Regions from separate parts of the Homo sapiens genome. Here region 1 is linked to region 2. A link is an interaction called in ENCODE POLR2A ChIA-PET data of the cell type or tissue named here. Cell type or tissue: PC-9. All regions are shown on one strand. Each heading gives the region's core, and the rest is flanking DNA. Links, peaks and the distances in the headings are about the cores only. Region 1 holds the start of LINC02835 (long intergenic non-protein coding RNA 2835). Region 2 has its middle 53 kb from the start of LINC02835.

What was found. ChIA-PET counts read pairs that join two places held together with the same protein. Peaks named below come from ENCODE experiments on the same cell type or tissue, not always from the same donor. Only the 100,000 strongest peaks of a DNase experiment are listed, where the experiment ranks them.
Region 1: POLR2A ChIA-PET joins it to region 2 with 5 read pairs; 1 of 35 experiments calls an interaction of 5 or more read pairs at or near these places.

What each region holds. Positions count from the first base shown.
Region 1 is chr4:65,238,784-65,244,169 of GRCh38, reverse strand. It overlaps LINC02835 (long intergenic non-protein coding RNA 2835), which reads left to right and starts at 2,350. Exons shown (of 3, transcript XR_002959796.2): 1 at 2,350-2,988. It overlaps LOC124900852 (a long non-coding RNA gene), which reads right to left and starts at 2,269. Exons shown (of 2, transcript XR_007058452.1): 1 at 76-2,269. RefSeq lists an enhancer at 2,098-2,975. In PC-9, for the core only: no CTCF peak of the experiment used is centred there; a DNase peak (open chromatin) is centred at 2,339; H3K4me3 peaks cover 2,758 bases; H3K27ac peaks cover 1,999 bases.
Region 2 is chr4:65,292,472-65,297,857 of GRCh38, reverse strand. No RefSeq gene overlaps it. Among named protein-coding and RNA genes, the nearest start is that of LINC02835, 53 kb to the right of the region's middle. In PC-9, for the core only: no CTCF peak of the experiment used is centred there; no DNase peak of the experiment used is centred there; H3K4me3 peaks cover 1,140 bases.

The DNA of each region.
Region 1 (5,386 bases), core at 95-5,094, 53 kb after region 2:
GCATACATACATACATACATGCACGCATACATACATACATAAATGAGAGGGAATTTACTAGAGGGATTGGCTCACCTGATTATGGTGGTTGAGAAGACCTGCAACAGATTTCCTGCAAGGTGGAGGATGAGATGCTGGTAGTGTAGCTCAGTCCAAGTCCAAAGTCCTCAGAACGAAAGAAGTTGAAGATGTAACTCTCAGTCCAAAGCCAAAGGTGTGAACATCCAGGAGAGACTTGGTACTTGTGTAAGTCTTGGAATATAAAGGCAAGGCCGGGCATGATGATTCACTCCTGGAATCCCAGCACTTTGGGAGGCCGAGGTGGGCAGATCACGAGGTCAGGGGTTCAAGGCCAGCCTGGCCAACATGGTGAAGCCCCGTTTCTACTAAAAATATAAAAATTAGCTAGGCATGGTGGCAGGTGCCTGTAATCCCAACTACTCAGGAGGCTGAGCCAGGACAATCATTTAAATCAGGGAGATGGAGATTGCAGTGAGCCGAGATTACGCCATTGCACTCCAGTCTGGGCGACAGGGCGAGACTCTGTCTCAAGAAAAAAAAAAAAAAAGAATAAAAAGGCCATGGAGTCTGGAGTTGCTGTCCAAGGACAGCAGAAAAAGAGTGCATCTCAGTTCTAACAGATAGACAGGTTTGTTTTTTTTCTCCAGACCCCCAGCAGGCTGGATAGTGCCCACCCACATTAAAGGTGGAAACCATCACAGTTCATGTTCATCACCATTTAGGAATTCTTAGGGAAATCAATTACTAAAATTTGTTCTGCCTTTTCCTCAGTAGTGCATATTTTTCACATCTTACATGGTCAAAAATGAAGCAACAGTTACTAATATGGTTATTCTGTAATTATAACTACATTTTCAGTTGGTAGTATATCTTACCTCTAAAATTTTATAATCAAGTATAATTATTAATATTGTAAAATGCAGTCAGCACTTCAACAGCTAAGTGTGAACTGCATGAGTCCAATTATAAGTAAGTTTTCTTTTGCCGTTGCCACCCCTGAGACAGAAAAACCAACCCCCCTTCTTCTTCCTCCTTCTCCTCAGCTTACTCAACCTGAAGACAGAAAGGATGTCCCTCTTTCACTTAATGAATAGTAAATATGTTTTTTCTTCCTTCTGAGTTTCTTAATAACGTTTTTTTGTCTCTAGCTTACTTTATTGTTAGAATACAGTAGGTGTTAATTGAATCTTTGTGATATGGGTGAGGCTTCCAGTCAGCAGTGGGCTTCTACTATTTAACTTTTTAAGCAGTCAGTGGTTATGCTCAGATTTTCAGCTGCATGGAAGTCAGCACCCATAACACCAGCATTGCTCTAGGGTCAACTGTGTATTGAAAAGAATAAGACCAGAAAATAATCCATCTTCTTAATCTCTGCTTTCTTTCATACTCAACCACATGTTTTTGATGGCAATGGTAGCTGGTCTGGAACAGCCACTGCAAAGACGCCAGCTGCAGGGGAGGAAGTGCGGCCCGGGTGACACACTCCTCAGGGCGGTAGGAACTGGGAACAGGCAGGAGCCCATCCCCCTACAGAGCTGGCAGAGTGGGAGCCCTGTGGTCTTGGGCGCAGCTACAGCTGCCCAGCTGTAGCTTCAGATCCGAGCATCCCTGTATTGTCAGGGGCCCAGGAAGCTCCTTGCCACCGCAGGCTTGAAAGTTCCTGCTCCCATTGCCTGACCTCACCCCACTCCTGGCGCCCACTCTGGTGAGGATCAAAGTTGTGGCAAAGCCTGGGTGCTGTTGCAACCAGACCGGGTGTGTGTGCGCACGCTCAGGGTGACACTGAAATGCCAGCCTTCTGCCACCTCAGCCCCCTCTGGACTTCGGGCACCGACGAACATGGGATGGAGGCTGAGGAGGGGCTGAAGTCAGCTTGGCAAAGGCCACTGCTTGGTAAGAACAGCCTGGGCACTGTGGACTGCATGTTGATGGCGGGAGGCAAACAGGTTCCTGGGTGGAAAGGGATTAGTCCCACGTGAAGCCCCACCTTCAAGGTAGAGACGGCCTGAAGCCTGGTGGCCGGGCTGTCAGATCCAGGTGGAGTGGGAACTCATGGTGCTTTTTACCAGCCTGCCCATGGCTGCCCATGGATGAATCAGCACGTACTTTCTCCCTTCTGAGACCGTAAAATCCCCGAAACCAGCCAAACTCACATAGACATCAGGATGACTTGCCTGTGGAAAGGAGCTACCCATTCTGGTTCTCCGCTCCACTGAGAGCTGCACTCATCACGACAACTTGCATGTGAGCGGAACCACCCACTACGGGTCTCCTCTCTGCTGAGGTGGACACTCATTGGGACAACCCGCCTGCGGAAAGGAGCTGTCCACTTCCGGTCCTCTGCAGCCGTTCTGTCAATGAAGCTCCTCTCTGCCTTGCTCACCCTCCACTTGTCCGTGTACCTCATTCTTGTCGTGGAACAAGACCCTGGGACCCAGTGAATGGTGGGACTGAAAGAGCGGTAACACAAACAGGGCTGAAACATGCCCACCGCTCGCCACTTTGTGGGCGACGAGGAGAAACGAACTGCTGTGGCCCTTCAGGAATCCCAGACCTAGAGACTCCTGAGCCAGGGCTGTGACACCCTCTTTGGGGCTCCGCAGTTTCTGGTGTCTCCAAGCTTCCGGGTGCCATCGTATTTCCCAGTGCCTGCAGTGGAAGCCATTTGTGGTAACGCCTGGTCCAGCCAGTCTCACACGGAACCCACGCCTGTGCTGGCGCCTGGAGCTGCCTGCCCAGTGGCAGCAAGCACGCATGGCTGTGTGCAGTGGCCAGACCCCATGCTTATTAACACACCCCTTGCTACTCCTCACCAGGCTCGCCCTTGGCAGGTGTGGGATCCAGGTCAGTATTATGAGCCAAATACAGCCTGCTGGGGCGAGTGAGCAGAAGAGGCCAGCGGGCCCGTGTAAAACTCAGGCAAAGGCACCACCAGCCGCAGAGGTTTCCAACTGAAAAAGTGACACGGTAAGGATGGCATTTACACTTTAAAATCTAGTTTACGTATTGTTTAGCCTTTAAATTACAATATAGGCGTTGACTATTCAAGATGCTATAGTCCTCTTTTCAGCTTAGAAAGGTCACCACAGTGAATCATTTTCGATTCAGTGTTAATGGAGTCATAAGTCTTGTTAATCTGGTTGGAAATAAAGTAAGTTGAGCCAAAGTAAAGTAATTTTTAGATTTCTAGAGCAACCTTTTTGGATAGCATTAGATATAATGTTTATATACTTTTCAGTTAATGTATTATTTTCCTCATATATACATTTAACCTTTGCCACAAATGTATAATATATGTAAAGATTTTGGAAGAGTCTTGGGAAATATTGTAATTAACCTTGATGATGGTGGTGGTGGTAGTTACACAGACTTGCTGGAGAGTCACTGGCTTGAAAATATTATTTTTAGACAGTATAATAGGGTTGCATAATAAAATGTTGAGGTCAAATCCCAGAATTTAAAATAGTTAAGACAGCACATGTTTCTGTTTGGAGCAGGAGTGCTGGCAGACTCTGTTTCACCTTTAAATTCTTAGTAGCCCTAAAGGCTCTTCAGTGGAAACCCAGTGTTATTGATCCTTGATATTTAGTTAACACATAGAATGCATATGTCACTAGATTCAGGCTTATTCAAGTTGGAGAAAAACTCAGGAGCCATAGAAATGGGACATCAGATGATCATGGTTTAGATTAGTATAATACTTTTATATAATTATTGGTACCCACTCTTTTTATATCCCTTTCTCTGAAATGAAACTATTTTGAGGCCACTACTCTATTTTTGGCAAATGTTAAGATGTAATTGACCTTATGATCATGCCAGCATTGTTCTTGGCTCTTAAACTTCTGGAGCATTCCAAGTTTATAAACTGCAAAATAGAAACAACAAAAATGACATTTCACTAATCTGACCCATTTATTCCAAATACACCATGAGAGTCAACTGCAGGTTTATCAGAAGAAACAAGTCCCTGAACTCTATCTCTCTGGATTCATGGATTGACATTTCTTTGCTCTTGAAAAAGACTGAAGTCAGACAACAGTATTGTTTAGCTAAAAACATTAAAAAACAACAACAACAAATCTCTCTAAGCACATAAATTACTCCCCTTCTACACACACACACACACACACACTCACACACGAGCACACAGCTACACACAAAGAGAAAACAAAGTTATATTTTTTCAGATAATAAAATAATTAGAAAGACAATTTTATAAATGTATGTAATACATCATTTAAGTTTAGAATATCTGATTTTGTGTGGCTCAGGTAAATAAATAAACCATGGCTCAACAATCTAGCCATTAAGAAAAAAAATGATCAGGATTGATTGTCGAGAATTTGGAAACACACACACTAATCCAAAAATGTGATACTGACTGAGAAAGTGTTCCTTCCTTAAGTCTCTACAACAATTAAAAAATTACTACATTAATAACTACATGAGAACAGATCATTGACAGTTTCTTATTTTTCTTTCAATGAAAGACATTTATCAAAAATAAATTAAAACTCTATTGATCTTTTGAAATGCAATGTATTTCAAGGTTGACATTTAAACATAAACCCACAGTTTAATAATGTTCTTAAACTGAAATGTAGTTTTTTCACAGAGATAAAACACTGCAGTATTGGAATAAAGAGACCTTCTGTGAGTAAAGCATTTATCGAAGAGCATTTCTAGTAGTGGATTAGAAGAAAAGATGCCTGTGATGATGAATTTTATGATTCAACTTGTCTGGACTATGGGTGCCCATTTGGTCAAACATTATTTCAGTGTGTCTGTGAGGGTGCTTTTGCATGAAATTAATATTTTAATTGTTAGACTAAGTAAAGCATATTGCCCTCTCTGATGTAAGTAAACCTCAGGTTATCAGATAAGGCACAAAATGGAACAAAAATGCTGACCTCGTATGAGTAAGAGGGTATTTTTTCTGTCTGATTGCTTGAGCAAGAACAAGAGATTTTTCCTGTCTTTGGACTTGAACTAAAACATTGGTTCTCAGACTAGAACTGATACCATCAACCCTCCTGGTTCTTAGGCCTTCAAACTCACATTGGGAATACATTATTGGCCCTCCAGGGTCTCCAGTGCACTAATTGCAGAACATGGGGCTTCTCATCCTCCATAATTGCATGAGTCCATTCTTTATAATAAATCTCTCTCACACTCTCTGTACATATGTATGTATATATTATCTGTCTCTCTTTATATAATATATAATACCTATATACATATATAACATGTATGCATATATTATATACAGATACATGTTGCATATTATACATGTTATACATGTATATGTGTATATATGTGTGTATATACACACATATGTATATATGTGTGTATATACACACAT
Region 2 (5,386 bases), core at 296-5,295:
ACTACTAAATGACTCAGCAACAGGTAGCATAGACAGCATGGATACACTTGACTAAGGGATGACTGACATGCTAGTATAAAGTGGTACAGCACATTTTATCACTTTATGATACTTAGAACAGCATGAAATTTAAAACAATTATTTCTAGAATTTTCCACTTAATATTTTCAGACCTCAGTTGACTGTGGGTAACTAAAACCATGGAAAGTAAAACCATGAATACAGGAGGACTATGGCACTTTTTTGTGTTGTGGTCATGTACCTACCTTCCTGGCAGTCATCAATCATTGGAACTTTAATAACCTAACCTACAGGTTTTGTAATTTCAAACCAGGGCCCACTAGCACAGAGTATATTTTTTCAAATTATTTTAAAATGTCCCTCTCTGTGTGTGAACTTAAATAAAGGCATTTCCCATGGGCAGATCAATTCAAAAGGGGTCCCTTCCTCTATACTGATATTAGCCTGTTTCCCAGGCCAATGACTGGAAGTAGAATCTGTGTAGAGTTTAGCCAATGAATCGGTTGGTTTCTGGAATGGCCCAAGCAAATGATTCCTCCAGTTCCTTTTTCTTTTAAATTATTTTTTTTCATCGTTGTCAACGACTTTACCTCTACTCTATCTCTGCCACTAACACCCAGGCTTATACTATAACTCCTATCGTAAGTAACTGAATAACCTTCAAAATGTAATTAAAGTCAGCCCAAATTGAATCACTTCATATTCAGTCTCACAAATTTAAAGTGAGCTCGTAGCATTGCCTAGCAATCATTGCATTTATCTAGTCCAGCCACCCTATCATTCCCCACATCTATTTAAGGATCTTGTTTTCCTCCAAGAAATAAACTCTTGTCTCCACAATATCATCAATGCTATCCTCTCTATTAGGTCATTCTCATCAGCATACAAATACATGGTCATATCCTCCATCCTAAAATGACCATTCTTGGATCCCTCAACTCACTCCAGTTACCACTCCATTGTCTACATCATTATGCAGAAAAATTTTTAAAAATTGTTTTTTACCATAACTGCTCTGTTTCTCAACTCATACGCTTTCCTTAAACTACTTCAATTATTCTTCTTCTGTTAAGTTCATTAACAGTGTTGACCAGTGTTGACTAACAAATGCATTACTCAGTTCTTAGTCATCTTAGCCTCTAAAATTACCAAGTTTTCTTTCCTGAAACGTTTTGTTCACTTAGCCTCTAGAGTAGACTGATAATTCTGGGTATTCTGGGTCTCATTTATGCTCGTCTTTATCCATACCCAATCTATGCTCAGCTCAATCCACACCCAGTTTTATAACTGTAAATAATTTTTATATCACCCATGCTAATATCGGCAAAACTTCTGCCTTCAGAATGAACGTGCTTTCAGCTGCTGACACATATTTGACTGCCTTCCTGATAGCTTCATTTGGATGTCTAAAAGGCATCATGAATTTGACAGGTCCAATTTGTGAGGTTTTGTGCTACAAAACCTGCTCCTCACTTATTCTTTTCCATTTCCATAAAAGGAACAACTATTTATTCAGTTGCTCAGGCAGAAACTCTAGAAGTCAATACTCGTTTCTGTATCTAAATCCCATAAAAATTTTTTACAAGATATATGGGCTCTATATTCAAAATGTATCCCAAATTTGACCATTTCTCATCACATCCATTTCTATTGCATAAACTACCGCTTAACTGATTTTCTTGCTTCTGTTTTTATTTCTCTATGCAAATATTTTATAAAGTGACCAGAATTATCTTTAAAAAATTAAATTGGAAACTGTTAATCTGCTCTCAAACTTTATAGCAGTTTCCTTTTCTAAAATCCAACTTTTAAACATGTCTAAAATAACTCTAGTTAGACTATATCTTGAAACAAATAAATATATATGTCTCTTTTACTTAATCATAGTTACATGGCTTGGTCTTGTTACTGTATCTAAAGCATGCAAGTTTCTTTCACTTTCCGTTCTCTCTTCTTGGAGAACTCATCCTCCAGATATTTCCATGATACTCCTTATTTCATTGAATTTCTGCTCAGATATCACCTTTCATCCTCTCTCTGCATGACTTTTTAAAATTTTGCTTTATCATAACAGAACTCATTATCTCAATTCATTTATATTTTTGTTTTTGTGCTTATTGTCTGTTTCCACTAGGAAAATGTAATCTAAGAACAATTATTGTATCTGTTTTTCTTATTGCTATTATTTTTACATCTGGATGAATAACTGACATACAGGTGTTTGTTCAATGAGAGAACAAGTTGATTAAGAGGTCATCATTGAAGAAGAAGGGGGATAATTTAGATTGTATTGTATTATGCACAAGTAAAACAGACTAAAAATTAAGATGGCAATTTGGTAACAGGAATTACAGTATTTACATTTGTCAGACTGTGCTGTAATCACATAGTTAATTATCTATCTATCCTTCTGGATTACAGTGTCCAGAGGGGCACCAAGTAATACTTGTGCTTATCATTGCATCTCAATTATATAACACTATGCCTAAAGGAAAAATTAGCTGCCCTATAAATACTTGTTGAGTGAATACATTTTAAAAGTAGCCATTGTTTAGAATAGATTTTTAAAAAATAGCCTTGAGATTCAACCAGTATAAGAAGCAAGCATAGTCATTAGGATATATCCAGGAAAGAAATCAGTATAGTTTAACTATGCAGTAACCCTCTTTATACCATTTGAGGAAAATTAATACCATTTCCCATAAATTATCACTATAATGATGAAGAAAATATTTACATGTTCATGAAAGAACTAAGGAAAATTTGAATGAAGTGATGAATGTAAGGGACTTTGAATTAATCTAATATATATTACCAACAATTTCTAAATGCTTTTTACTGCAAAACAATTAATAGTAGGAAAAAGGCTAAAGTCTATTTTATGAACATCCAGTAATATAGTGAAATAAATGCTTTATACATTATTCAATACTTTATGTACATGATTAGCATAGCAGCAACAATGTATATGTTTTGGAGGTTTATTTCTATAAGCAAATGAAACAAACTTTTCTATTATAAACAACATTTTCTAAAAATTTAGTCAGAAATTTGAAATTAAGAATGCAGTCACATGTCCACAATAGGCAGGAAAATAGAAAAGAAAAAAAAGGAGAAAATATACAGAACACAGATCTCTTAAACAGCTTTGTTTTCCCTGCATCCATCTACTCAAATGACCATGTTCCCAACTCTCTAATGTTCTACTACCTTACTCAAATCCAGCAATATTTATCATTTTGTCATTCAGTGAATGTTTAAACAGCACCTTTTAATAATTTACTATTTAGATGCCTAGGTTTGCTAAAGAAACCCAATATTCATGTAGCTTCTTCATTTCCTTCTTTGCTCTAGTATAAGCTATTTGTAGCTTCTCCTTCTCTTGCCTTCCCCATCCCTGCTCTCTTGCATTGTCTGTCTCTCTGTCTCCCTTTTCTTCCTTTTATTTCTTTTGTTTAAGAAAGCATGTGGTTATTAATAGGTAATATGAATCAGAAATAGATTTGTATAATTAAATTATTGCTATTGTTTCATTCAGGTTTTCAAACCAAGTAAACATAAAAATACAATGGCTTGGAGGAGCCAAGATGGCCGAATAGGAACAGCTCCGGTCTACAGCTCCCAGCGTGAGCGACGCGGAAGACGGGTGATTTCTGCATTTCCATCTGAGGTACCGGGTTCATCTCACTAGGGAGTGCCAGACAGTGGGCACAGGACAGTGGGTGCGCACACCGTGCGCGAGCTGAAGCAGGGTGAGGCATTGCCTCACCTGGGAAGCGCAAGGGGTCAGGGAGTTCCCTTTCCGAGTCAAAGAAAGGGGTGACAGACGCACCTGGAAAATCGGGTCACTCCCACCCGAATATTGGGCTTTTCAGACCGGCTTAAAAAACGGCGCACCACGAGACTATATCCCACACCTGGCTCGGAGGGTCCTACGCCCACGGAATCTCGCTGATTGCTAGCACAGCAGTCTGAGATCAAACTGCAAGGCAGCAGCCAGGCTGGGGGAGGGGCGCCCGCCATTGCCCAGGCTAGCTTAGGTAAACAAAGCAGCCAGAAAGCTCAAACTGGGTGGAGCCCACCACAGCTCAAGGAGGCCTGCCTGCCTCTGTAGGCTCCACCTCTGGGGGCAGGGCACAGACAAACAAAAAGACAGCAGTAACCTCTGCAGACTTAAATGTCCCTGTCTGACAGCTTTGAAGAGAGCAGTGGTTCTCCCAGCATGCAGCTGGAGATCTGAGAACGGGCAGACTGCCTCCTCAAGTGGGTCCCTGACCCCTGACCCCTGAGCAGCCTAACTGGGAGGCACCCCCCAGCAGGGGCACACTGACACCTCACACGGCAGGGTATTCCAACAGACCTGCAGCTGAGAGTCCTGTTTGTTAGAAGGAAAACTAACAAACAGAAAGGACATCCACACCGAAAACCCATCTGTACATCACCATCATCAAAGACCAAAAGTAGATAAAACCACAAAGATGGGGAAAAAACAGAACAGAAAAACTGGAAACTCTAAAACGCAGAGCGCCTCTCCTCCTCCAAAGGAACGCAGTTCCTCACCAGCAACAGAACAAAGCTGGATGGAGAATGACTTTGACGAGCTGAGAGAAGAAGGCTTCAGATGATCAAATTACTCTGAGCTACGGGAGGACATTCAAACCAAAGGCAAAGAAGTTGAAAACTTTGAAAAAAATTTAGAAGAATGTATAACTAGAATAACCAATACAGAGAAGTGCTTAAAGGAGCTGATGGAGCTGAAAACCAAGGCTCGAGAAGTACATGAAGAATGCAGAAGCCTCAGGAGCCGATGCGATCAACTGGAAGAAAGGGTATCAGCGATGGAAGATGAAATGAATGAAATGAAGCGAGAAGGGAAGTTTAGAGAAAAAAGAATAAAAAGAAATGAGCAAAGCCTCCAAGAAATATGGGACTATGTGAAAAGACCAAATCTACGTCTGATTGGTGTACCCGAAAGTGATGCGGAGAATGGAATCAAGTTGGAAAACACTCTGCAGGACATTATCCAGGAGAACTTCCCCAATCTAGCAAGGCAGGCCAACGTTCAGATTCAGGAAATACAGAGAATGCCACAAAGATACTCCTCGAGAAGAGCAACTCCAAGACACATAATTGTCAGATTCACCAAAGTTGAAATGAAGTAAAAAATGTTAAGGGCAGCCAGAGAGAAAGGTCAGGTTACCCTCAAAGGGAAGCCCATCAGACTAATAGCGGATCTCTCGGCAGAAACCCTACAAGCCAGAAGAGAGTGGGGGCCAATATTCAACATTCTTAAAGAAAAGAATTTTCAACCCAGAATTTCATATCTAGCCAAACTAAGCTTCATAAGTGAAGGAGAAATAAAATA